3 separate regions of the Mus musculus genome follow, and all the other regions are linked to region 3. Evidence: chromatin loops called from intact Hi-C (ENCODE). Cell type or tissue: left cerebral cortex. All regions are shown on one strand.

What was found. Peaks named below come from ENCODE experiments on the same cell type or tissue, not always from the same donor. Only the 100,000 strongest peaks of a DNase experiment are listed, where the experiment ranks them.
Region 1: it touches region 3 in a loop (2.2-fold over the local background); 9 of 42 quality-filtered maps call a loop at or near these places.
Region 2: a loop joins it to region 3, with 3 times the contacts of the local background. A loop is called at or near these places in 9 of 42 quality-filtered maps.

The regions. Positions count from the first base shown.
Region 1 is chr17:34,650,250-34,658,249 of GRCm38, reverse strand. It overlaps Atf6b (activating transcription factor 6 beta), which reads right to left. Exons shown (of 18, transcript NM_017406.4): 6 at 7,864-7,949; 7 at 7,615-7,750; 8 at 7,399-7,530; 9 at 7,131-7,264; 10 at 6,503-6,688; 11 at 6,329-6,420; 12 at 5,423-5,602; 13 at 5,154-5,261; 14 at 4,955-5,036; 15 at 4,678-4,748; 16 at 4,435-4,546; 17 at 4,245-4,329; 18 at 3,176-3,779. The coding sequence ends at 3,553. Among named protein-coding and RNA genes, the nearest start is that of Atf6b, 7.1 kb to the right of the region's middle. In left cerebral cortex, CTCF peaks have their summits at 2,332 (motif pointing left), 4,170 (motif pointing left) and 6,537 (motif pointing right); DNase peaks (open chromatin) are centred at 4,992, 5,706, 6,215, 6,521 and 2 more places; H3K27ac peaks cover 2,670 bases.
Region 2 is chr17:34,663,400-34,671,399 of GRCm38, reverse strand. Tnxb (tenascin XB) reads right to left here and starts at 865. Exons shown (of 33, transcript NM_031176.2): 1 at 496-865; 2 at 1-345. The coding sequence starts at 865. In left cerebral cortex, no CTCF peak of the experiment used is centred here; no DNase peak of the experiment used is centred here; H3K4me3 peaks cover 14 bases.
Region 3 is chr17:34,800,999-34,808,998 of GRCm38, reverse strand. Cyp21a1 (cytochrome P450, family 21, subfamily a, polypeptide 1) reads left to right here and starts at 4,573. Exons shown (of 10, transcript NM_009995.2): 1 at 4,573-4,801; 2 at 4,866-4,955; 3 at 5,308-5,450; 4 at 5,556-5,651; 5 at 5,738-5,839; 6 at 5,928-6,014; 7 at 6,128-6,328; 8 at 6,525-6,694; 9 at 6,763-6,866; 10 at 6,951-7,651. The coding sequence starts at 4,600. The coding sequence ends at 7,219. It also overlaps the pseudogene Tnxa. RefSeq lists enhancers at 4,301-4,312, 4,375-4,386, 4,416-4,427, 4,258-4,443, 4,439-4,452 and 1 more and promoters at 4,070-4,786, 1-4,786. In left cerebral cortex, a CTCF peak has its summit at 3,589 (motif pointing right); no DNase peak of the experiment used is centred here.

The DNA.
Region 1 (8,000 bases), 150 kb after region 3:
ATTAACCAGTCAGGGATAACTTGGGAGGCAACATAATTGCTTCATAATTGTTCTTACTATATATTGCTTATTATTGTAAGATAAAGAGACATTTTATGTAGACAAAAATTGAAATCTCGGGGGTTGGTCTGGTACTGCTATGCTGCTATCCAAATGCTACATAGTGGTCTCCAAGACCTGGTTGCCCCCATGAGGAGATCCTCACATACACTGAATGATGCTATGTAAACGCCTTGCCCCTCACGTTAAAAGTATTGGTTAAATAAAACTGTGGATAGCCAATTACTGGGAGGAATAGAAAGAGGTGTAGTTTGAGTTACTATGAGGCTGGGGGGGGGGGGAAATCACAGGTAGGGACCATGAGGTGGAAAGAAGAAAGAAAGAGTGCAGAGGAGAAGATGGACCAGCAGTATGAGCCCGAGCAGAATGCCTCCCCAGGGGGCCAGGCTGCTGGAGCAGAAATAACCCAGTAGTCAACTATCCCATGGGTACCCGGGAGGGGACAGGAAAGCCAGGAGCTTAAGTGGCTTCAATGAGGTGTCCTGGGGGCAGCAAGGTCACAGCGTTGTCCAGAACCACATGTGTGCTTGCTGTTCCCAGGATCCTTACTCTAGGGGTCTTTGGCTCTGAGCACAGTATCCTTAAATGACCCTTCAAGTTCAAAGATGGAGAAGAGGAAAGGGAGAGAGAACATGACTAAGAAGGGTGAGGGCGACTGAGGGCAGAGCCTAAAAGCACAGAAGGGAGTCAAGAGAGGTCAGAGGGTGAGCTGAGGAAGTGTCGGGAAGGAAACAGGACCTGGCTTCTGTGTGTGGTGGCCTAGCTCTCAGCACAGGCTTCCCTTCATCCTTCAGTGAGGAGACAGGGCTCATGGGTGCTGTTCCACTTGGCTAGGACAGAGTAGGCAGAGCCTGTCCTCACTCCCTCAGCAGTAGCTCTGGGAAGGACTGAAGTGAGTGGCCTCTTCAAAAGTTTTGAGGAGGAATGGTGAAGGATTTGGACTTTTGAAATATCTCCTTTTGCCCTGCTACTGTATAGACAAGATACTGCCTAAGATGCGGTGGGGGTGCGGTGGGGGAGGGAGGTGGCCAACATGCATGGGGGGGAGAGCTCAGTGATGTGGGCTAAGGATGGGGAACCTGGGAAAGAAATGGCTTGAGAAGATGGAAGTACAAGGCTAGAGGGCTCCAACACCCTGGCAAGAAGGGTCTGGGGCCTTCAAACTCTCAGCCTAGAGACATGGGTGTGGGGAGACGGGAGGAGGAGGGGAGGACATTTCTATCTCGTGACAAAAGAAAGTCACACAATTGTTTTGTTCTCTGCTCTGGAGCGGGTGGGCGCCTGTATTTACCAGAGGGACTGAGGTCGCTGTGGCAACCACACATCTGGGCCCCGGGATCCAGATGTGCTGTATCCAGAAGCCATAGCAGAATGATGAGGCAAACACTGGGCTCCCCAGTCCTGGCCCCCACAGCCAGGGAGAGGACTAAGCTTGGAGTGAGGCGCAGGGAGGGAGGGAAGCATGGAGGGAGAGAGAAGAGGCGGTGGGACAGAGTGAGGGGGTCTGACTGTGGTGTGAACAGAAGAGGGGACAGAACGGAGACCACTGCACACAGCCAGCGGGAAGAGATGTGAAGACCAAGGAGCAGGACAAGGCAGAGGAAGGGTAAACTGTGAAGAGACACAGAGAGAGAACTAAGCAGCCAACAGAGTGGTGGGCAGAGGGTGAAGACCCCCAACTATGACCCCAGAGCTGACCAGGAAGCAGTGGGCCTGAGGCAGGAAGGGGCTGCTTAGGTGCCAGAGTGACAGCGGGCTGGCATGCTGAGGGGGCACCACAGAGCAGACTGGACAGAAGGGAGCCTGTACTGGCCTGCAGGGCAACAGACAAGCCCGTTTGCACCTGTGACCCTGCAACCCCATCTCCGCGTCTCTCCTTGGCCCCCATGATGCCCCTCCCCCATGTCTGAGGGTCCCAGTCTTCCACCACTTGGAAGTGCAAGGGAACCATCCCAGAGTCCTCAGTGTGGGGTGCCAGCTCTTGGAGCACCTTCTCAAATGGGTCGGGGACGTGATGGGTACAAGGTGAAGCAGACCCAGGACGGAGGCAGTGCCTAATAGTCCTGTCCAAGGACCAAGTTTCCCAGTACCACCCTCGGAAGTCAGGAGGAGGGTCACATCTTACAGAGGACGAGCCCAAGGTGTTTAAGGACATCAGCTAGTACAGGGCCGTGAAGCAGCCCAGGACCAGGCCATCTGCTTCCCTTACTCCCTGGATAAGGTGCTCAGGGATCCTGGGACAGGAAGTGGCTGTGGACCAGAGCTGCCCTCTGGAGGGAGGAGAGGCTGAGTTCCTGGGAGCCCTAGTTCCAGGTTGCCATAGTTCCCCAGTCTGTTTTCACCCCAAACACAGTAGGGATGGGTGAAGAGAGGAGGGGAAAGCCTGGCTGGACACGTGAGGTTCTTCCTCCCTCCTTCAGGGCTGGGCTTAGAGCCAGGCAGCCCCTGTCCAGTCATCTGGGCTCGGAGCCCAGGTCCAGCTCACACCCTCCAGCTGACCCGGGCCACTCCTGTAGGGTCAGGCCTAAGGCACTGCTGCAATGGGAGTGACTGCAGGGGACTCGCAGCCAGGCAGACTGGGGCCCTCATCTGGATCTGGTCCCTTTCCTCCCACTCGGAGCTCACGGCCCTATCTGCCTGAGCCACTGTCTCCATCCATCTGGGCCTCCCTCAGGTCTGTCTTCCTCAGTTCAGGGCCTAGAGGATGTCCTGTAATGTGCCCCCTTCTTCACCTCCCTACCAGGCCCCCTCCGCTGTGACCCCGCCTTCCTGGGCTTCAAGCCCTCTGGCCCCCACGCCTGTTGTTTGTGTGGACAGCTCATCCTGGAAAGCCAGGGGGGACCTGCAGCAGAGCAAGGGCTGGAGCTGCTGCACCCCATCAAGGGCGTGGGGCCCCTGTCCTGTCCTTCCTGTTTACTCAGACACATTCCGGTGAGATGTTCTATCTGCTGTCACGCCACAGACAGCTAGACAGACATGCCCTAGAGTTGCTGGGCTGGGACAGGGGGGACGGGGACATGAGGTCTGGCTCCTTCTCACCCCACCACGCCATCCTCAGTGCTGCTTCCTTTGATGCTGGCCCTATACACGTCACACACTAGGAAGGTGGCCGCCGTTCCTTTACACCCCTCCACGTTGTTTATTTAATAATAATAAAAAAAAGATACGCACACACATAAACTGACTTCTGCCACCCACAACCATCCCTTGTCCCACCTGGGGACCTAGTCCCACCTTGACTCCCAAACAGATAAAGGAGAGAATGAAGAGGATATGGGGGAAACCCTCACGAGGTACCCTCGGGGAAAGAGGACTGGGAGTGCAGGAATGAGAGGAGCCCTATATTTCTGGAAAGAGTGAGAAGAGAGGTGAACCACCCACCCTAGTCCCACTAAGTGCTTAACCCCCACACCCCGTCTTCCTTTACAATTGCCCCCGAGCCCCAGGATCAGGTTCCCTAACCCGGTTCTAAGTCACTGTGAGGTGAGGATGTCAGGGGTGATTGAGGTAGAGGGGCTGGGAGGCCTGATGGGCAGGACTAGCTGCGGAGCCTGGCAAGGGGCCACCTGTGGTATTGCCCGGGGATGGGGACGGCTGCTTCCGGAGCGAGGGGGGCACCGTAGAGGTCTTGATGTGAATCACCCTGGTGTCCATGACCTCACACTCGATCTGCATCATCTCCTCATAGTCCCCTGGGGGGCCCCGGCCTGACACGGTCTCTGTGTGAAGGAGAGAGGGAAGCGGGGAAGGGGAGGCAGACAGTGGTGGGTGGGGTGAGATGAGGAAGATGGTTAGAAAGTTGGGAAGAGGAGGAGGGCAGAGGCAGCCCACAGGCCGAGTGAGGCGGGCAGAGGGCTGGCGTAGGAAGGTAAGTGACAACAAGTAAGGGGCACATGGGACAGGAGGTCAAGAAAGAAAAGCCTAGCCGCCACCTATCAGAGCAGCTTTGGTCTGGTTGAGAAAGGATCTCACTGTGCAACCCAGACTCCCCATCTTCCCATCTCAGACTCCTGAGCCCTCAATGCTCAATTGCAGGCCCTTGTCTCCCCACTTTTTCTTCCCCTTGGTTCCAAGTCCCTCCTCGCACTTTTTCCCTTAGCGCCCCCTGCTGGTTCTCTATGAGAACTCCCTCCTTCCTCAGTTTTAGATTTCAGAACCCTCTCCATAGCCAGAGGGAGAATTACCATTGGGGGCCATGGCTGGCATCACCAGCGACATCTTGGGCCTGGATGTCTTGTTGTGGCTGATGGCTGGGAGCAGCAGGTGGTCCTAGGAGCAGAAGGGCCATGCTGGATGGCAGGGGAAGACACACTGACAGGTTCCCCAGCTGGGGACCCAGGGTGACAGGCACATGACAGGGGGAGGGGAGCTCACCCTTCGGAAGGAGACAACATAGAAGGTATCCTCCCTCCGGTCAATTGCGTCTAGAAACTCCGGCTGCGAGCGGCCGGGGTGGCGGTAGAGCTGCAGCTGGCCCACGGGGTCCCTAGGCAGGTGAGAACAGACTCAGGAAGCCTGGTGGAAAGGGTGACAGATTCCTCCGGAACAACAGCAGTGTCCTCCTGGGGTACAGCTCTCTCTAGTGACCTCACTTACGAGTGCTTACCCAGCACTTACCTTTCAGGGGGTCCTGGAGGTTGGGTGGGGACAGGTTTCACTGGAGGAGACTTCTTCCGTAGCTGAGACTTCTGGAAGGAGAAGTATCTAAAGATTTGAAGAGGGTAAAGGGAGGAGGGAAAAAGAGAGGCGGTCCCTGGAAGCTGGTGCCATCTCACACCCACTCCTCCATGTCCCCCAAGAACCCTTGAAATCTCTCTAAAATGTCCACCTGGAATCCCCAGGACAGTAGCTTTGTCTTGCTCTCACCTTCCTTGGCCCGCCCACTGGCTCCTACCTGTCTCTCCTGGGCCCTGTGAGGTATCTTCCGTCGACCTCTCTGGTGACGTTGGACCCAGCCACTCAGCTCATCAGCAAGCCTAGGGAGACAGACCACCAGCTCTAAGGAAGGCCAAAATGTATGCCCCATGCCCACAAGCAGGCATGAGAAGGCAGGGGAGCTGGCACTTCCACACAGAAGGACAGACTATGCACACCTCAGAGACTCAGTTCGGTTGAAATGGCGACAGTCTGAGGAGAGGAAGAGCTGGTCCAGGTCTCTCAGCAGCAGCTCCTTGGCTCCCCCGGGGAAGGCCGTCAGGTTTCTGAAGTGAAGCAGAGGAGGCAATGACCAGAGAGAGACTGCCCAGCACAGGACACCATCAAACCCCCGGGCCAAGAGCAACTTTGGCTCTACACCCTGCAAGGGCAGGCTTTAGGAAGATGACTCCTTCCTTCTTACAGGAGGGGTCTTTCTGCTTCTCACCTGAAGCTGGGCCTGCCTGCAGAGCTGGGCTGCTGCTCCCCGGGGCTCTGGGCGGCTTCCCGAAGGGGTTCCATGCCATGAGCTGGCCCTGGTTCTGAGAAGCCCAGCAGGTGCCTCTGGGGTCGAGGTTCCTCCCTGCTCATCCGAGGAGACATGGGAGCTGGAGGCGGCTCGCTGATGCTGTGGGCAGGGAAGCGGGGAGGGAAAGAATTCTGGCTTTCTCAGCTGTCTGGTGCAGTGCGAGTCAGGACTCTGCAGACTGAGGAAGGTATAACCTGTTCCACATGGCTGCATCTCCCTTCAGTGAGTGGGGAGTAGAGAGGATGCCAATCTCACAGGTCCAGGAAATAGGAAAGGAGAACGAGGACTCTAAGGCCTCATAGCCAGGGAGCCTGTGAGCCACTTACACGGGTGTGTCGGGGCAGGGGTTTGTGTGTACTTATGTACACATATGTACATGTGCATACAAAAGTCACTGCTCAGCACGACCCACCCTCTTCCTTTATTTGACACTGTCTCTCAGCAGCCTGCCATTCATCAAGGGCCAATGAGCCCCGGGGACCTGCCTGGCTCTGTCTTCCCATTGCTGTCCATGCTACCACATCCAGTCTTTTCAAAATTCAGGTTCAGGGATCAAATGTATGTCCTGGTGGTGGGGTGCCAAGCACCTGGCCCACTCCTGGGGTCAGTTCTCATTAACACTATCGCCACCCCCCACCCACCATGCACCTCCTCCGAGGGAAACAGTACACACTAGCAATGGCTGATGGAAACAGCATCTGGGCTGCAGGGGCGGGAATGCTTGTGTAAGTGGAACACAGTGCCCGGGGCTGAGCAGACAACTGAGCAGCTCATCTGTGAGGCTCAGCTCCATCCAGGGCTGCAGGGAGGTGGTGAGGGGCTCACCTCACAGGCCCAAAGTTGAAGGCAATGAAGAGAAGGAAGACCATGATGCAGACAACCTTCCTGTTTCCAGACCCCAGCTTGAGCCCGCTGTTCTGCAGGCAGAGGAAGACAGGAGGTGAGTGTGGTCTCGGGCCTGCCTTCCCAGCCCTCTCTCCAAGGGTAGCACAGGCTGACCTCTGCCAGCAGGGCCTCCAGCCGCCGCCGGAGGGCAGCGTTCTCCCTGCGCAGCTGCTGGTTGTCGGCCAGCACAGCCTGCAGCCGGGCCTCCAGGCCTTGCAGGTACTCTTTCTTCTTGCGGCGGGACTGGCAGGCCGACTCTCGATTCTTGATCATCCGCTGCTGCCGCTTCAACAGCTTTGCCTTGCACCAGTGAGGTTGAGAATGAAGATGAGTTAGAGAGATCATGCCCCAGCCCCAGGGACTCACTGCCAGCTCACGGCCACTCTCCTACCTCCCTCCTAGTCCTCATGTGTGGGACAGGAGAAACTGGAGGACCACAGTGCTGGCTAATCCTCTCCTTAGGACTTCCTTCCCAAGCTCTTGTTCCGAGCCCTAAGTTAACGGGCTACAGCTAAGAACAGTTGACTTGCCTTCCCACTGGGAAGCCACCCTATGTGCTAAACCTACAACCAAACGTGACGCCCCTCCAACCTACATACCTAACACCACGTACAGCAGAGCCCCCCCACACCCTCAGCCTTCCATCCCGCACACTAGCTCCCTTTTCCAATGCTGCTGCCTGCCAGACAGACTGCTCTCTGGCCTCCTGTGACAGAGCCTGCCCCACCTCCTTGGCACATACATCCACTTCAGGCGGGCAGGAGTTCCCCGGCATAGGGGCTGGAACAATGCTCTTCCTCTCAGGCCGGGGAGCTGCGGGAGCTGGCCCTTCAGGCTGGACTCGGATAGCACCTTGGATGAGGACCACTGGGGACACTAAAAAGATGAGCAGGAGGATGTCCGAGAGGGTGACGTCAGGACCCCGTGTCCAATCTCACACACGAGCCCTGAAGGCCCAGGGCCCTCGGGGGCAGTGAGCTCACTCCCAGGCCCCTCTCTAGCTTCCTCACCCGCAGGCTGCTGGACCAGGGGTTGCAGGAGGACGGCAGCGCTGGTAGGCCCAGCTCTAGGTGGCACCGGAACTGTGGTTAGTACCACAGGCTTGGGCTGCAGTGGAGGCTTCCGAGTGGCCGGAGCTTTCCCTGAATGAAGGGAAGGGAAAGGAAGGGATTCTAACACTGTGAGGCCTCTCAACAGGGACCCCAGAGGTCAGGAGACCCCATTACCTGAGGAACTATCAGGGGATGGACCCATGCTGATCTGGACAGCTCCGAGCGAAGAGGCTGGGACATCCCACAGGAGGCACCCTGGAGGGGACGGAGACTCTGTCTTCACTTCCAGAACCTCCTCTCCTATAAAAGGCTGTGCAGGGCAGCCCAGAGACATTAGTTAGGAGTGCCGGTACGGAGCAGGTGGTCAAGGGAGAGCTTCCCGCACCCCTGGAGAAGGATGCTCAGGAGAGCAAGGTGTGTCACCTGACTGGGAGAGTCTGCTGACAGCAAGGAGGCCTCAGAGTGGACAGAAGAAGACGGAGAGGCAGGTTCCAGCTTGGTCTGGATATCTGAGGGGGCAGGAAGAAGACACCAGTGCTGGCTACAGGAGCTGAGGAGAT
Region 2 (8,000 bases), 140 kb after region 3:
TGCGAGGGCAAGAGCGCTGGCTGCAGTCAGGGCCTGAGAAGCCCGCGCGACACACGCACACGCCCTTCACGCAGCGCCCGCGCCCCTGACAATCTCCAGGGCAAGAGGGCCAGCTACAGCTGGGGCCACTGTAGCCGGGGAAGCACACGCAGCGTCCTCGGACGCAGCGTCCCTGGTCGTTGCAGTCTTCGGGACAGGACTTGGAGGGCGGCGATGAGGTGGGCGTCTTTGTGTCCGTAGGGTCTGAGCAGGTGGGTCCACCCCAGCCAGGCTCACAGGAACAGGCGCAGCGGCTCAGGTCAAAGACACCGTGGAGGCTGCAGAGGCTGCGCACGTCAGTCTGGCCTGGAGCAATAAGAAGTGAGACCCAGCCCGTGTAAGTGTCCTATGGACATCTTATTTTCAAAAGGTCATTTTAGCTCCTAGTTGCTTGGCGATTCTCCCATCCCCACCCTCTTTCCCCCCCCCTCCTCCCCCACCCCACCAGCGGCTCACCTGTGCCAGCTTGGGCCGCAGTGGGACAGCATCCTCCTGTGCAGTGCTCCTTAAGCCCTTTTACCAGCTCCTCCAGGATCTCCAGGCGGACCCTCAGGGCCTGCACCTCTGAAGCAGGCACCGGGGGCTCAGAGCCCGGGGGACAGCCGCAGCCGGCTGACGGGGGCAGGTTAATGCGATGGGTGAACACCACCTGCTTCTCTCCTCCTTCCACAGTATGCTCGTACAGCTGAGAAGAAGGACCACCGGGCTTGGGAGGGGGCCGTGGGGCCGGAAGTGTCACATTAGACCGAGGAGAGAATGGGCCTGCTCTGGCTAAGCCAAGCAACACCAGGATGGTCAGAATAGACGGGGTGCACTGAGCTGCCATGGTTCAGAAGGCTGGGGGGAGGGGGGGGAAAAACACCCGTGTGAGAACTGACTCAGTAAAGGTCAGTTCCCCTCATCTCCAGCACACATCAGCAGAACACCTACTGGCAACAAACTCAGCTCACACATGGATGAAAATCCAAAGCTGAAGAAGGGCCTCTCTGGGCAGATCTGGTCTGTCTCTTTCTGATGTCGTCTGCTCACTGTCTTCCCTCCTTCACCGTGTTCCTCTCACCGATACTATGCTCCAAACCCATCTTCTGTTTGCTCTGCAAAGACTACCCTAAGGCCTCTGTGCTTTGCCCCCTCTGTCTAGAATGCTCTTTTTGACGCCTACAAGCTGACATCTTAACAGTTCTGCCCTTACTCAGGCCATCCTCATGTCGGGCAGAGCCGCTTGTCCCCACCCTCCCAATCACAGAGGCCCGCCCACGCTCCACATAGCACTCAGCATCCCATGAGAACAGGTACCTCGCCTGACCCCACTCTGCTGCATGTGCTTAGCATGAAAAGTTGCTGGATAAGGTTGGTGCCAACACGTCTGTGCCAAGGGAGTCTGGCCGATGAGTACAGAGGCCATGGCCTTCCCCAAACACCTGGACCAGCTCCCCAGTGCCCAGTGCACAGCCTGACAGACTCCTGTAGGGGTGAGAGTGAGTCCATCCCACTCCTTTCTCTACCCTTCCCCCTCCCCCCTCCTCTTCCTCTTCTCCTCTTCCTCTTCCTCCCCTCCTCCTCATTCTCTTCCTCTTCTTCTCCTCCTTCTCTTCCTCTTCCTCCTCCTCCCCTCCACCTTCTTTTCACCTCCTTCCTCCTCTTCCTCCTCCTCTTCTTCCTCCTCCTCTTCTTCCTCCTCTTCTCCCTTCTCCTCTTCTTCCTCTTCTCCCTCCTCCTCTTCTTCCTTCTCCTCTTCTTCCTCTCTCTCTTCCTCCTTCTCCTTCTCTTTCTTTAATGCAGGTCTCCTGTAGCTCAGGCTAGCTTCACATCCACTATGCAGCCCAGGATGGCCTTGAACTTTTGATCATCCTGTCTCTACCTCCGCAAAGCCAAGATGACCAGCAGACACCACTATGCTCAGCCAACAATCACTTTTTTGTTTGTTTGGTTGGTTGGTTAGTTGGTTGGTTAGTTTTTTGTTTCTCTGTGTAGTGCTGACTGTCCTGGAACTTTCTTTGTAGACCCGGCCTGCCTCAAACTCAAAGATCTACCTGCCTCTGCCTCCTGAGTGCTGGGGTCAAAGGTATGCACCACCACACCCATCTTGCCTTTTAATTTTTAAAAAATTCTTCTCTCATACATTTCATCTCACCCACAGCCTCCCTTCCCTCCACCCCTCCCAGTCCTTCCCGCCTCCCCTCTCCCCCAGATCCACTCCTCCATTTCCCTTCAGAAAAGAGCAGACATTCCAGGGATATAAATCGAACGCAGCACAATAAGTTACAATGAGACTATGCACAAATCCTCATATCAGAGATGGATGAGGCAGGCAACCCAGAGCCCAATAGGAAGAAAGGGTTCCAAGCCCATCACCTTTTTTTTTTTTTTTTTTTTGGTTTTTTGAGACAGGGTTCTCTGTGTAGCCCTGGCTGCCCACTCACTCTGTAAACCAAGCTGGCCTTGAACTCAGAAATCTGCCTGCCTCTGCCTCCCAAGTGCTGGGATTAAAGGCATGCGCCACCACTGCCCGGCACCTTTTGTTTGTTTTGTTTTGTTTTTAATGAGCTCAAATGTCTCCCATTAAAATCCACAACACAGGCTGGTGAGATGGCTCAGCGGTTAAGAGCACTGACGGCTCTTTTGAAGGTCCTGAGTTCAAATCCCAGCAACCACATGGTGGCTCACAACCATCTATAATGGAACTTGATGCTTTCTTCTGGTGTGTCTCAAGACAGCAACAGTGTACTCCTATATAATAAATAAATAAATAAATAAATAAATCTTTTAAAAAATCTTTGGGCCAGAGCAAACAGAGGACAGAGGTTCTGAGTTCAATTCCCAGCAACCAGATGATGGCTCTGTATAGCTATAGTGTACTAATATACATAAAATAATAAATAATTAAATATTTTTTAAAAATATATAAATAAATAAAATAAAATCCACAACTCTCTGTAGTAAAGCACTTGAAGCTTATCCCTAACAAGCTTACAAATAAGTGAGATGCAGAGAGGAGAGGCAGAAGTCGCCATGAAAGAAGACGGAGGTTGAGCACATGGCCAGGAGAAACAGCGAGTATCTGGGATGCACGGCTAGGGAGGCAGCCAGGCCAGCAGATAGAAGAGTAGATGAGGGGTGACCCCCCCCCCAGGAATTATCAAAGCCAAATAAAACGTTCACAGTCTGCGTCTCATTTATTTGTGAGCTCGTGGGGGGAAGCCTAAGGCAGTTGTACTACAACCCTCCCTCAGAGCTGTCCAATACCAAGGCTTGCAATGCTGGGGACGTACAGTGGAGTGAGAAGACTAGGATTCAAAGATGACCTGTGTATGTGTGGTCAGTTATTAACAACTAAGATACTATGGGAATTTAAAGAGAAAGGGCAGGGCCTGATGCTCTCCTAGGGGACCTCTGTTCAGTTCCCTGCATCCACACGGTGGCTCGCAACCTGCTATAAGTCCAGAGGATCTGATGCCCTCTTCTGACCTCGGCAGGCACTGCACACAAGTGGTGCACAGACACACATGCAGGTACAACATGTGCTCATAAAGATAAAACAGCAACTAAATCAAATATGTAAACATTGTTGCGTTGATGGGGGAAGAGTTGGACTCTATCTTATATGCAAATACAGAAACTTCTGTGAGATTGATCGTGGCCCTAAACACAAAAGGGAAAGCAATGGTTCCTGTAGGGAAACGATAACCTTTCTCCCAGACAGACTTCCTCTGTGCTGGGGATGGAATATGATGGGCAAGGACTCTTCCCCAGGGACTGCATGTCTAGCTCAAGAATTAAAAACATCTGGTCATCAGATGACATCTGTAAAAAAAATAAGAAGACACTCCACAGGCTGCAGACTGGGAGAAAATGATGTGTTTGGTAGTAAAAGCCAGGAGCTGTGTGCATGCCCATAAGCCCATTCCCCAGAAGCTATGTGCGTGCCCATACGCCCATTCCGCAGGAGCTGGAGGCAGGATGGCAAGTCTAGCCCAGTGGGTGAGCTCCAGGTTTAGGAACTCCGCCTCAAAGAATAAGGTGGAGAGAAACAAGACACCCAGGGTCGAACTCTGGCCTCTGAGTGTTCGTGCAGTCACATGAGCGTATGCATACATAAGATCTAAAATAAAAACTCCTGGGGCTGGAAAGCTAGCTCAGAGGTTGGGAGTGTGCGCTGCTCTTACAGAGGATCTGAGTTAGGTACCCAGCCTTTAGGCTGGGCAACTCACCACCACCTGTAACTCCAGCTCTAGGGGATCAACTGCACTTATGTGCATGCACACACAAACACAACTAAATGAAACTGAATCTAAATCTTTCACTAAACAATAACAAACCAACCAACCGGAGTCCCCTGCAAGAGCAACAGTCGCTCCTAACCACTGAATTGGGTTGGGTTTTTTTCTTTCCTTTTTCTGTCATCATTTTGATAAAGGATCTTACTATGTAGTCTGGGCTGGTCTTAAGTTTCTGATCCTTCTGCCTCAGCCTCCTACATTTTGGGGGTGACAGGTTTGTACCACCACACAAGGTTTATTTAGATTTTCTGAAATCCAACTAGACTGGATCAATGATGGCAGAGGCAGAATATTATAAACAACAACAACAATAAAACCCTTCCTCTTTTCTACACAGGACACAGATGGATTTCGTGCATGTGCAGAGCAAAGGAAGCCAGACGCAGAAAGATAATGTTCTAAATGATGGTACTTATGTGGGCACATGAACAGGCAGAGCTAAATTGTGCTCTTTTTTTTTTTTAAAGATTTATTTATTTATTACATGTAAGTACACTGTAGCTGTCTTCAGACACACCAGAAGAGGGCGTCAGATCTCGTTACAGATGGTTGTGAGCCACCATGTGGTTGCTGGGATTTGAACTCTGGACCTTCGGAAGAGCAGTCGGGTGCTCTTACCCACTGAGCCATCTCACCAACCCCTAAATTGTGTTCTTAGGAGATAAGGTGGGATTACACTTGGGATGCTACAGCCTGGAAGGAGAAGGAGGAAGATTTCTGGGATGTCCTGTACCTTGACCCGGGTGGGGGTGAAATGGATGTGTGTAGAGTCCACACACAGAGCACTGTCTGAAAGTCAAACCCTGTGACTGAGAACAAATCCTTGCCCAACATCACACTTTTCTACATTTTCTGTTCCTGTTTCCCTATTCTGCACGAATGCCTCAATCCACTCCAAATGGCTTCCCCACCACCTTCAAAATGACCAAACAATTCCCACTGTGGTCTCCCACAAAAATCTAGGGGATATCTGCCTTCACCTTACTCAACATTCCACAAAATTAGTAAGCTGGCCGCCTTTTTCATTTTTGAAGCACGTGATATCCAATATGGCAGCCATCTCTCCTTCCACCGTTTGGGTGCTGGAGATTGAACTCGGGTCATCAGCCTTGGCATTCAGTGCCTTTACCCACTGAGCCACCTCACCACCCACCCCCCATAATGGATAAGAACTTCATTTATTACTTCATTAAACACCTCGCTCTCCACGTTCCTCACTTAACTTGAACCTCTGTATATATGGTCCCCTCTCTGTGGACTATATGTCTGCTCTTCACTTCGCCCCCTGGCCTCAATTTGACATCACCCAGAGAAGCCTCCTTGACCAGACTGGAGCCCCCTCAGGATACATGACACACTCCACACAGTTCTGGCTCGTACTGTGACGATTTGTGGTCTTGTGGGCAAAGTGTGGGACTGCTGATTTCTTCTTGCCTCTTGAGCTCCTTGTTACACTACCCATTTCTATTCTTATCTGCTGCTCTAACTAAAACATCCATGTGCTCTGTAAATATTTACTGACTTTAATGATGATTGTAAAGTCCAATCTAAGCCCGGGGCTTGCACTAAGGCCAGAGTCAAGAACAGTCTAGAAGTCCAATAGGAATAGTAGCCAGGCTACAAGAATCAACAGCCAGGAGGGGAGGATGCTGGAAGGACCAGGTGGTACAAGCATTTCTGGGAAACAGGCAGAATATATATGATGGCGTAAAGCTGGACATATGCAGAGCTGATGAGCCTATAGAGACTCCTTGTAGGATAAGATAGCAGAATTGGCTACAACAGCCCCTGTGGGAAACTACCAAAGTGTCTCTTGTCAGCAGATTCCATGAATTAACTTTGGCTTATTTGCACCACATAAACTATGCATGTACTATTAAGTGCAATGCTGTGGACGTCTCTTAATCAATTAAGACAGCTAGACAGAGAAGAAGTGTGCTGGGTAATCTATTAAAGAATGTTTGAGCCAGTATGGTAGTGCGTACCTGTGCAGGCAGATCTCTGTAAGCTGGGAGCCAGCCAGGGCTGCATCTCTCAAAGAGAGATGATAATAAACCTGCAGTTTTGAGCTGGGGATGTAGTGTTCTTGGAAGAGGGTGACCAGAAGAGGCATTGATGCAGGTTTTCTGGAGTGTTAAAAACGTTTCCTTTTGTGCTGGGCTCAGAGATTACACCTGTAATCTCAGGACTTGGGAGGCTGGGGCGGGAGATGCAGGAATTCAAAATCAGTCTGGGCTACACTGTAAGACCCCATCTCAAAAACCCAAGGTCTGGAGAGAGTGATAGAGACGGAGCAAATAGGGGAGAAGTACAGTGATACAGATGGCCTTGTATGTGAAACTCACTGTCTTCTACATCAATCTAAAAATAAAAGCCAAAAAAAGGACGGGGATCAAGGTCGATGGCAGCGTGCCAGCCTGGGGTCAGCACGTCAGACAGGGACACAGACATGAGGAGGGAGGCTGTCTTATTTTTTTCATTTGTATTACATCTATTTATTTTGTATATGGACACGCACATGCCACTCTAAAAATATGGTGGTTGAAGGACAAGTTTTGCGAGTCCTTCTCTCCTTTTACTGTGTGAGTTCCAGAAACCAAACTCAGGTCATCAGGCTCGGCAGCAAGTGCCTTTACCTGCTGAGCCATCTTGCTGGCTCTTGAAGGTATTTATTTATTTGTACACCTATTTATATTTTAATTGTTTTTGAAAGGATTATTTATTTATTTCATGTTATTTTGTGTATGTGGGTTCACTGTCGCTGTCTTCAGACATAACAGAAGAGGGTATCGGATCCCCATTACAGATGGTGTGAGCCGCCATGTGATTGTTGGGAATTGAACTCAGGACCTCTGGAAGAGCAGTCGGTGCTCTTACCCACTGAGCCATCTCTCCAGCCCTTGAATTGGTTTTTATTGTGCCAGGATCAAGCTCTGGGACTTGTATGTGCTACGTGAATGTTCCCTCTCTGAGCCATAAGCCAAGGCACTTTTTGTGGGGCAGAAAATGAAGTGATGGGGTTTAGACTCAGAGGTTCCTTGTTTCTTCCTGTGGGTGCGCTTGTGGAATTCTCTGGGAAAACTGGAGAGACAGTTTGAGAAGAAATGTATGAGGTAGGAGAGAGGGCTTGAACAGGGAGCAGGAAGAGACAGGGTAGGTTTGAACTGGGGTAAGAGTTGTGCCATGTTGGCAGGTGCCCAGATCCTCTGAAACAGAGAGGCTGAGAGGGCAGGAGGCAGAGTGAACAGTGGGAGTGTTGGCTGGCCAGGAAGGAAGGACTGTGACTCCCCCTCTCCCAATGGACACACATCCTAGGTTCCTCTGGGCCAAAGAGGAAGGTGTTTGCATAGCCTCTCCATGACTGGTGATCAAGAGACAGAAGGATGCTACTCAGTTGCTGGGGTGCCTGCCTAGCATACAGAAGGCTCTAAGTATGATCCCCTGAATCACATAACTAGGTGTGGTGGCACATGCCTGTAATGTCAACACGTGGGAGATAGAGGCAGAGGGACTAGCAGGCCAAGGGCAGGCTTGGCTACACAGCAGATTTAAGAATAGTCTGGGCTGTATAAGACCCTGTCTCACAGACTAACATAAAGAGATGGGAGAGACAAGGGACAGACTGTGTCCATGTGAAGTGCCTGCCCCTGGCAAGAGGACCAGACTCAAGGCTGTGCTTCC
Region 3 (8,000 bases):
TTGCCTCGGACTCATGCCATCTTGGGACCCAGTAGCCAGTGTCCCAGGTGCCTGTTGCTGGGTGTCATAGTTTCCGCACCCTCAGGCCATCTCTCCTCTTTAGCCTACTGTCTTCATGCCTTTGGAGTCCTGGGGTCTGGTGGCTTGAATTGTGTCATGGTCTGTTGACTCTGTTATCAGTGGCCTTAGGCAACTTCTCTGCAGTTGAGCAACCTTCAGGTCTGACCAGATGATCATCCAGGCAAAGGACAGGACAAAGATTGACTGTGTTGTTCCTGAATGTTCAAGGGGAAGCAAATCTTGAAGGGTCAACTCAGCCCCACCCTGTCTGCCTATCTTTGGTTATTCAAGGCAACCTAGTTCTACCAAGGAAATTTAGCAAGGTCAGACGAATCTGCCATTTGACCATTCTGCAGAGATCCATGGTCTGTCTCTTTCCCCGTTCTGCCCAGTGAGTGGTACCACAACCAGAACCATAGCCTCTTATCACAGTGGCTCATCACTGGGGAACACAATAGGACCAGGTAGTTCCTGTGCCCTGAGGAGGTCAGATGTCAGAGCTCACATCAGTGAGGAGAGCATCAGAGAATTGTGGATATTTCACATGTTTTTCTGCTTTGTTTGGTTATAATGCATCTCAGCCTGGCTTCAGACTTACTATGGAACCTGGACATTTGAGTGCTTAGATTATAGCACACATCACCACACCAAGGATTTTGCAGTGCTAGGAATTGAACCCAGGGCTTTGTGCACACCAGGCAAGCACTTTGCCAACCGTACCATATCACTGAAACAAATTATATTTATTTTATTTTTTTCTTGTTTTACTTTTTGAGACCAGGTCTTATGTAGCCAGCACTGGCCTTGAACTCCTGATCTCAGCTTCCCTGGAATTACAGGTGCATCCCAGCATCTGTGGTGTCTAGTCTGTGATAGAAAGGGGCAATAATTGGGCAGAGAGAGTCTGGGGATAGGCAGTTGGGGGACTTGTCACCTATCTCCATAAGCTCCACCCCCCTAATTGGAATAGTCTCACCCCAGATACTCTATGAGATTCCCAATTGCTCCCTTATCAAGTGCCCCTGGGATGGTCCTGGGGAAACCCCATCTCTAACAGTTGTAACTTCTGAACCAGCCGTGTCTTCCCAGTCCCTCCTGGGGCGGCTGGGGTTGGAGGACTGTCTTTATCATGATGGGAGCCATCTTCTCCCTGAGCTGGCAACCTGTGGGCCCTGACCCTCAAGGTTGCCTTAGCAAGCACATAGCAAGCCCTCTTCTCTGTCCTATTCCTGTCCTCAGGCCTACGAGCAAGGCCCCCTCCTTTTCTCCTTTCCTCATCTCAAGGTTTTCTCAAACTCCTTCACATTTGTGTTTTCAGCTTTTGTTTGTTTGTTTGTTTGTTTTTTTTTTTTGTAAGTCATCTCCAGTTGGTCATTTTGTTGCTATTGTTGTAGCCAAATGATTAAAGGTACAGACTCTGCACCCGGGTGCCTGCTGAAGCTTGGTTCTGCCTCTTTGCAGTTCTGCACATGTGTAAGCTCTTCAGCCTTGACTTCATTAAACAACCGGGGCAGTGGTATATGGTGTAGCCTGTGGGTCATGGTAGGCATGGTGGGGGCAGAGCAAAGCAGGTAGGAGCTGGTACACATTGTTCCAAAACGTGGTCCCTTGTCTTCTGAGCACTTTTTGTGTGGTGCAGGGGTAGAACCCAGGGCCTCTCACTATGAGGCAAACACTAACACTAAACCTTGCTTCTTCTGAGATAGGGTCTTGCTATGTAGCCCAAGCTGACCTCAGACTCAGTCTTTCTGCTATTGCCTCCTAAGTGCTGAGATCATAGGCAAGCACCACCACACCTAACAACGTGTTTACGACACTGAAAGAGACCATATAAGCAATGCTACCAGGCCAGGCATTGTGGAATATGCCTGTAATCCCAGCGTTTGGAGATGGAAAAGGAGGGGTCAGGGTGAGGTCATCCTTAGCTACATCAAGACCAGTCAGGGCTACATAGTAAGACCTATGTCAGAGAGAGAAGGGAGAGGGGAGAGAAGAAGAGGAGGAGGAGGAGGAGGAGGAGGAGGAGGAGAAAGGAGAAGAAGAAGAAGAAGAAGAAGAAGAAGAAGAAGAAGAAGAAGAAGAAGAAGGAAGAAGAAGAAGAAGAAGAAGAAGAAGAAGAAGAAGAAGAAGAAGAAGAAGAAGAAGAAGAAGAAGAAGAAGAAGAAGAAGAAGAAGAAGAAGAAGAAGAGTGGACATCCTGGCAGAAGAAACTGGAACTAGGAAAGACCTCACTGACCGGCCATGGCCAGGCTGCCCCAACTGGTACACGGATGGTAGCAGCTTTTTGGTTGAAGGTAAGTGAAAAGCAGGGGCTGCAGTGGTCAACGGAAAACAACCATCTTGGCCAGCAGCTTGCCTGAAGGGACGACAGCCTAGAGAGCAGAGCTAATTGCACTCACCCAAGCTTTGCAGCCGGCAGAAGGGAAGAACATTAATATCTACACAGACAGCAGGTATACTTTCGCCACCGCTCACATACATGGGGCGATCTACAGACAAAGGGGGCTATTCATATCTGCTGGGAAAGATATTAAAAATAAAGAAGAAATCTTGAGCCTATTAGAAGCCATACACTTGCCAAAAACAAACAAACAAACAAACAAACAAACAACAACAAAAACTGGCCATCATACATTGCCCTGGTCACCAGAAAGGCCATGATGCCATAGCGAAGGGAAATCAGATGGCTTACCTCGCTGCCAAACAGGCTGCCCAAGGTTCCTCATAGCTAGAGAAAAAAAAAAAAAAAAAGAACTGTTAGACCATTATGAACTCAAAGACGCAGGCGTTGACTACACTCCAGAAGATCAGGAACTGATAGACAAAATACCTGAGATATGTGGGTATACTCCCCAGGGAGTGGCTAAGACCCAAAATGGTCACTCGGTTCTGCCTACCAAAGAAGGACAACAATATGGAGCCAATCTACACTGGCTCACACACTTGGGAACTAAGAAGTTCAAAGAAATTGTTAAGAGCTCAAGCTACTATGCTATAAGATTGCCCAACGTTGCCCAGGAGATTGTTAGTAAATGCCAAGCCTGTGCCCTCCCCAATGCCGGGCACCACAAGAAAGCCCCCAGAAAGCAGCTAAGAGGTGAGTGGCCAGGGGCATACTGAGAAGTAAATTTTACTGAAGTTAAACCAGCCAAGTACGGTAATAAATATCTATTAGTTTTGATAGACACTTTTTCAGGGTGGGTCGAAGCCTTCCCCACTAAGAAGGAGTGAGCCAATATCGTGGCAAAGAAGATATTAGAGGAAAATTTCCCAAGATCTGGCATCCCTAAGGTACTTTCGTCAGACAATGGCCCCTCCTTTGTTGCCCAGGTAAGCCAAGGGTTAGCCAGACAATTGGGGATCAATTGGAAGTTACATTGTGCTTATAGACCCTAGAGTTCAGGACAGGTAGAGCAGATGACTAGAACATTAAAAGAAATATAAGTAAATGTAACGCTAAACAACCAAAGAAGCCCCTCTGTGTTTTGTTAGTACACATGCATGTGAACGTTGTGAATATGCAGTACCACTCTGCGGCCAGAAGAGGGCAGTGGAACTGCAGAAATAGAGTTGCAGAAGGTAGTGAGCTGCCACAGAAGTGCTGGGAACTGAACCCAGGTCCTCAGCAAGAGCAGCCAGGGCTCTTAACCACTGAACCACATTGCCAGCCCTGTGGTATATGTTCATCATTCGAGAAATGGTGAAGCAGAGGCAGGAAGATAGCCGGGGCTCAGTGGCCAGCTTGCCTGGATGAATCAGGGAGGTTCAGGAAAATGAGCCCTCAGGGGTCTTGTACCTTGGACAGACCAACTGAGGCTGACCTGTGGTTACCACACACAAGCACAACACCCTCTGCCATGCCCCACCCCTACCCAGACATCAAACCAAAGGGAAGTCTAACAAAGAATTGCACAAGGAGCCAGGTGACTCATGTCTGCATTCCAAGCTATTTGGGGAGCTGAAGGAAGGTGCAAAGTTTCTGCCTGTCTGAGCTACACGGTGAGTTCAAGGTACCCTGGGCAACTTAGTGAGGCTCTTTTTCAAACTAACAAAAGAGGGTCTAGGACTGTGGATGCAGCTGGCAGTGGAGGGCTGGCCGGGCATCACAAAAATAAAGTTAACAGTAGTGGTAATAAAATCAATAAAATATAATACCCAAAAGGCGTATTGGGCAGAGACTGCTATTCATTTCTTTTCTCTAGAACAAATGCACTCCACTCAGCTGGTCCAAGGGGAGGTATGGTGGGAGGGGCCGGCTCCAGTGGACTCTCCGCCTACTTGGCTGAAACAGAGTTAGGAAACTGACTGCGATACAGAGAGGTCAGGGTCTTGCATCCCTTCCTTTCTTCTTGATGGATGGTCCCATCTTTGATCCACAGATTCTCCAAGGCTGATGGGGACTGTGCCAATGTGAAAACATACTGTTCTGTGTTGGGAACAGGAAGGGACCTGAAGCAAAGGTCAGAGCCACAGCAGAACAAAGGACTGGAGTTGGGGGCTATAAAAGGCCATATCAGGGCCCTGCACAAGTGCTGGGCCATGCTGCTACCTGGGCTGCTGCTGCTGTTGCTGCTGCTAGCTGGCACCCGCTGGCTGTGGGGCCAATGGAAGCTCCGGAAGCTGCACCTCCCGCCTCTGGCCCCGGGTTTTCTGCACTTCCTACAGCCTAACCTTCCCATCTACCTGCTTGGCCTCACTCAGAAACTCGGGCCCATCTACAGGATCCGCTTGGGGATGCAAGGTAAGCCAGTCTTCTGTGTTGATGTGACCCCTCTTCCCTGCCTGACATTGTCCTTTCCCCTCAGATGTGGTGGTGCTAAATTCTAACAGAACCATTGAGGAGGCCTTGATCCAAAAGTGGGTGGACTTTGCTGGCCGACCCCATATGCTAAATGGTAAGGGTTAGGACCCTTGCTCAGTTTCCCCTCCCTTCCCCCCCCCCCCGTAAACATGGTGCTGTGAGATTGTGGCAGAGAAGGCTTCCTCGGTGAGGCACGATGGCTCCTCTTCCTCTTCCTCTTCCTCCTCCTCCTTCTCCTTCTCCTCTTCCTCCTCTTCCTCCTGTTCTTCCTCCTCCTCCACCACTCCCTCTTCTTTAAGATTAGGTCTTACTATAGAGCCCTTGTTGGGCTGAAAACCACTATGTAGAAAAGGCTAGTCTTAAACTTACAGAGATCCACCTGGTGTGGCCTTTGGCCTCCTTGGTAGCTTGTGGTCATGTCTTTCTTTCTACCATCTCTCCTGCAGGAAAGATGGACTTGGACCTGTCCCTGGGGGATTACTCTCTCATGTGGAAGGCCCACAAGAAACTCTCTCGCTCAGCCCTGATGCTGGGCATGCGAGACTCCATGGAGCCTCTGATAGAGCAGCTGACCCAGGAGTTCTGTGAGGTGGGGCTAGCTCTTGTAGTAGCCTGACTCTCTTGGGGTCAGCCTCCCTCTCCCGCCAGTACCACTCTGACTCCACAGCCTCTGCAGCCTGTCTCTCCTCCACAGCGCATGCGAGCCCAGGCTGGCACCCCCGTGGCCATCCATAAGGAATTCTCCTTCCTCACTTGTAGTATCATCTCCTGCCTCACTTTTGGAGACAAGGTCCATGTTACCCTCTTGCCCACCCCTAACCCCCCTCTGGCCCTCTGCGGGTCTTGAACTCAAAGCATGCCCTCCTGTTCCGGCAGGACAGCACGTTGGTACAGACCCTTCACGACTGTGTCCAGGACTTGTTGCAAGCCTGGAACCACTGGTCCATCCAAATCTTGACGATAATTCCCCTTCTCAGGGTGAGGAGTTGCAGCCCAGTCTCCCCTGGGTTGTGGGGGAGGGGACCACCAGTCTCCACCCTGCAGCTGACTCTCTTTCCTGCCCCAGTTCCTCCCCAACCCAGGCCTCCAGAAGCTGAAGCAGATCCAAGAGAGTCGGGACCATATTGTCAAGCAGCAGCTGAAGCGGCACAAGGTGGGCGTTGCAGTGGCACCAGCTCCTCTGGCCTCAGCCAGTGATGTGCCTGCCACCCCCACCCCCACCGACCGCCACCACTGCTGGACACACAATTTCCCCTGCCTTTGCAGGACAGCCTGGTTGCAGGCCAATGGAAAGACATGATTGACTACATGCTCCAGGGAGTGGAGAAGCAAAGGGATGGCAAAGACGAAGAGCGGCTCCACGAGGGGCACGTGCACATGTCGGTGGTGGACCTGTTCATCGGCGGCACCGAGACCACGGCTACCACGCTCTCCTGGGCTGTGGCTTTCCTGCTTCACCACCCTGAGGTGCACTGTGGGAAGACTGCTCCTTCTGGAACCTTGATCCAGTTGCCCTGCTCTTGACTGCTTGGCCTGGGCTATGCTCACAGAGGGGGCTCTAGGGTCAGCTAGATGGCAGGAGGGAGGAGCTGCAGGCTGGGCAGCTGTGAGCCACCTGGGCAAAGTCTGGTCCCTAGAGCTCAGCCTTGCCCCTCCTTCTCAGATCCAGAAGCGACTGCAGGAAGAGTTAGACCTCAAGCTGGGCCCAGGCTCCCAGCTCCTGTACAGGAACCGAATGCAGCTGCCTCTGCTCATGGCCACCATTGCCGAGGTGCTGCGTTTGCGGCCTGTGGTGCCCTTGGCCTTGCCCCATCGTGCAACTAGGGCTAGCAGGTGATTCCCTGGGGGTAAGGGTTGAGGGAGGAAGACCTTGACAGCTCCTGACTCCACCTTTCCCTCAGCATCTCCGGCTATGACATCCCTAAGGATATGGTCATCATCCCCAACATCCAAGGCGCCAACCTGGATGAGATGGTTTGGGAACTGCCCAGCAAGTTCTGGCCAGGTATGAGGCACACAGGAAAGGGAGCGGGAGAGGGCCGGCCTCTGCTGGGACAAACTTTTCTAGCTCTCCATCTACTACCCACAGATCGCTTCCTGGAACCTGGGAAGAATCCCAGAACACCATCCTTTGGCTGTGGGGCACGCGTGTGCCTGGGAGAGCCTCTGGCACGGCTGGAGCTCTTTGTGGTGCTGGCTCGTCTGCTGCAGGCCTTCACTCTGCTGCCTCCACCAGATGGAACCCTGCCTTCCCTGCAGCCCCAGCCTTATGCTGGCATCAATCTCCCGATTCCTCCTTTCCAGGTGCGGCTGCAGCCCAGAAACCTGGCGCCCCAAGACCAGGGTGAGCGTCCTTGACAGGATAGGACGAGTCTCTTTAAAGTTTCTCCTTTATTGCTCAGTTCCCCCCCCCCCCCCGTAAACATGGTGCTGTGAGATTGTGGCAGAGAAGGCTTCCTCGGTGAGGCACGGTGGCTCTTCTCTACTGGGGTGTGAGTGAGGTAGGCAGCAGGCTCAGGTGCCCCTGGTGGGGGCCTGGAAGTTTCTGGGTCGGAGCTTCATTTCCGTGAAGGGCACAGAAAACTCGAAGCCCTTCCAGTGGTACCAGCTCACTCCCTGAGGAGAGGGTTGTCAAGGGAAGAGAGTCAAGACAGCGCCATATCAATGCCACCTAATCCAGCCCCACCCTGCTCCTGTAGGTGACTCCCAGGGTCCAGCTATCTCTCCCATGATCCCTGAGCTGGTGCCTTCTGCCCAGTAATAAATGGTCTCTTCAGATTTCCTCAGCAAGGTTGGCATGAGTGTCTCATTTCACAGTTGAGCTTCTGAGGCATGAGTTCAGCCCTTCATGTGAGAGGACTTCATCCCGGGTCACCCAGATCCCAATGTGGAGTCCTGTGGTCCCCACGGCCCCCACCTGGTGATCCACTGTGCTCCCATAGAGCCCGTTGAGGTTGGCGTAGTGACAGTTCCTGTACCACCAAGCCCCACGATAGGAGACAGCGCAGGAGATGAGCAAGTTGTTGAGGTCTTGATCACGGGCAGAAAAGACACTGCTGCTGTGGTAGCTCATAAAGTTGCTTGGCAGGGGATGCGAAGGCATGGTGAGGATCACCCCGCCTCATGCCCACCTGCTCAC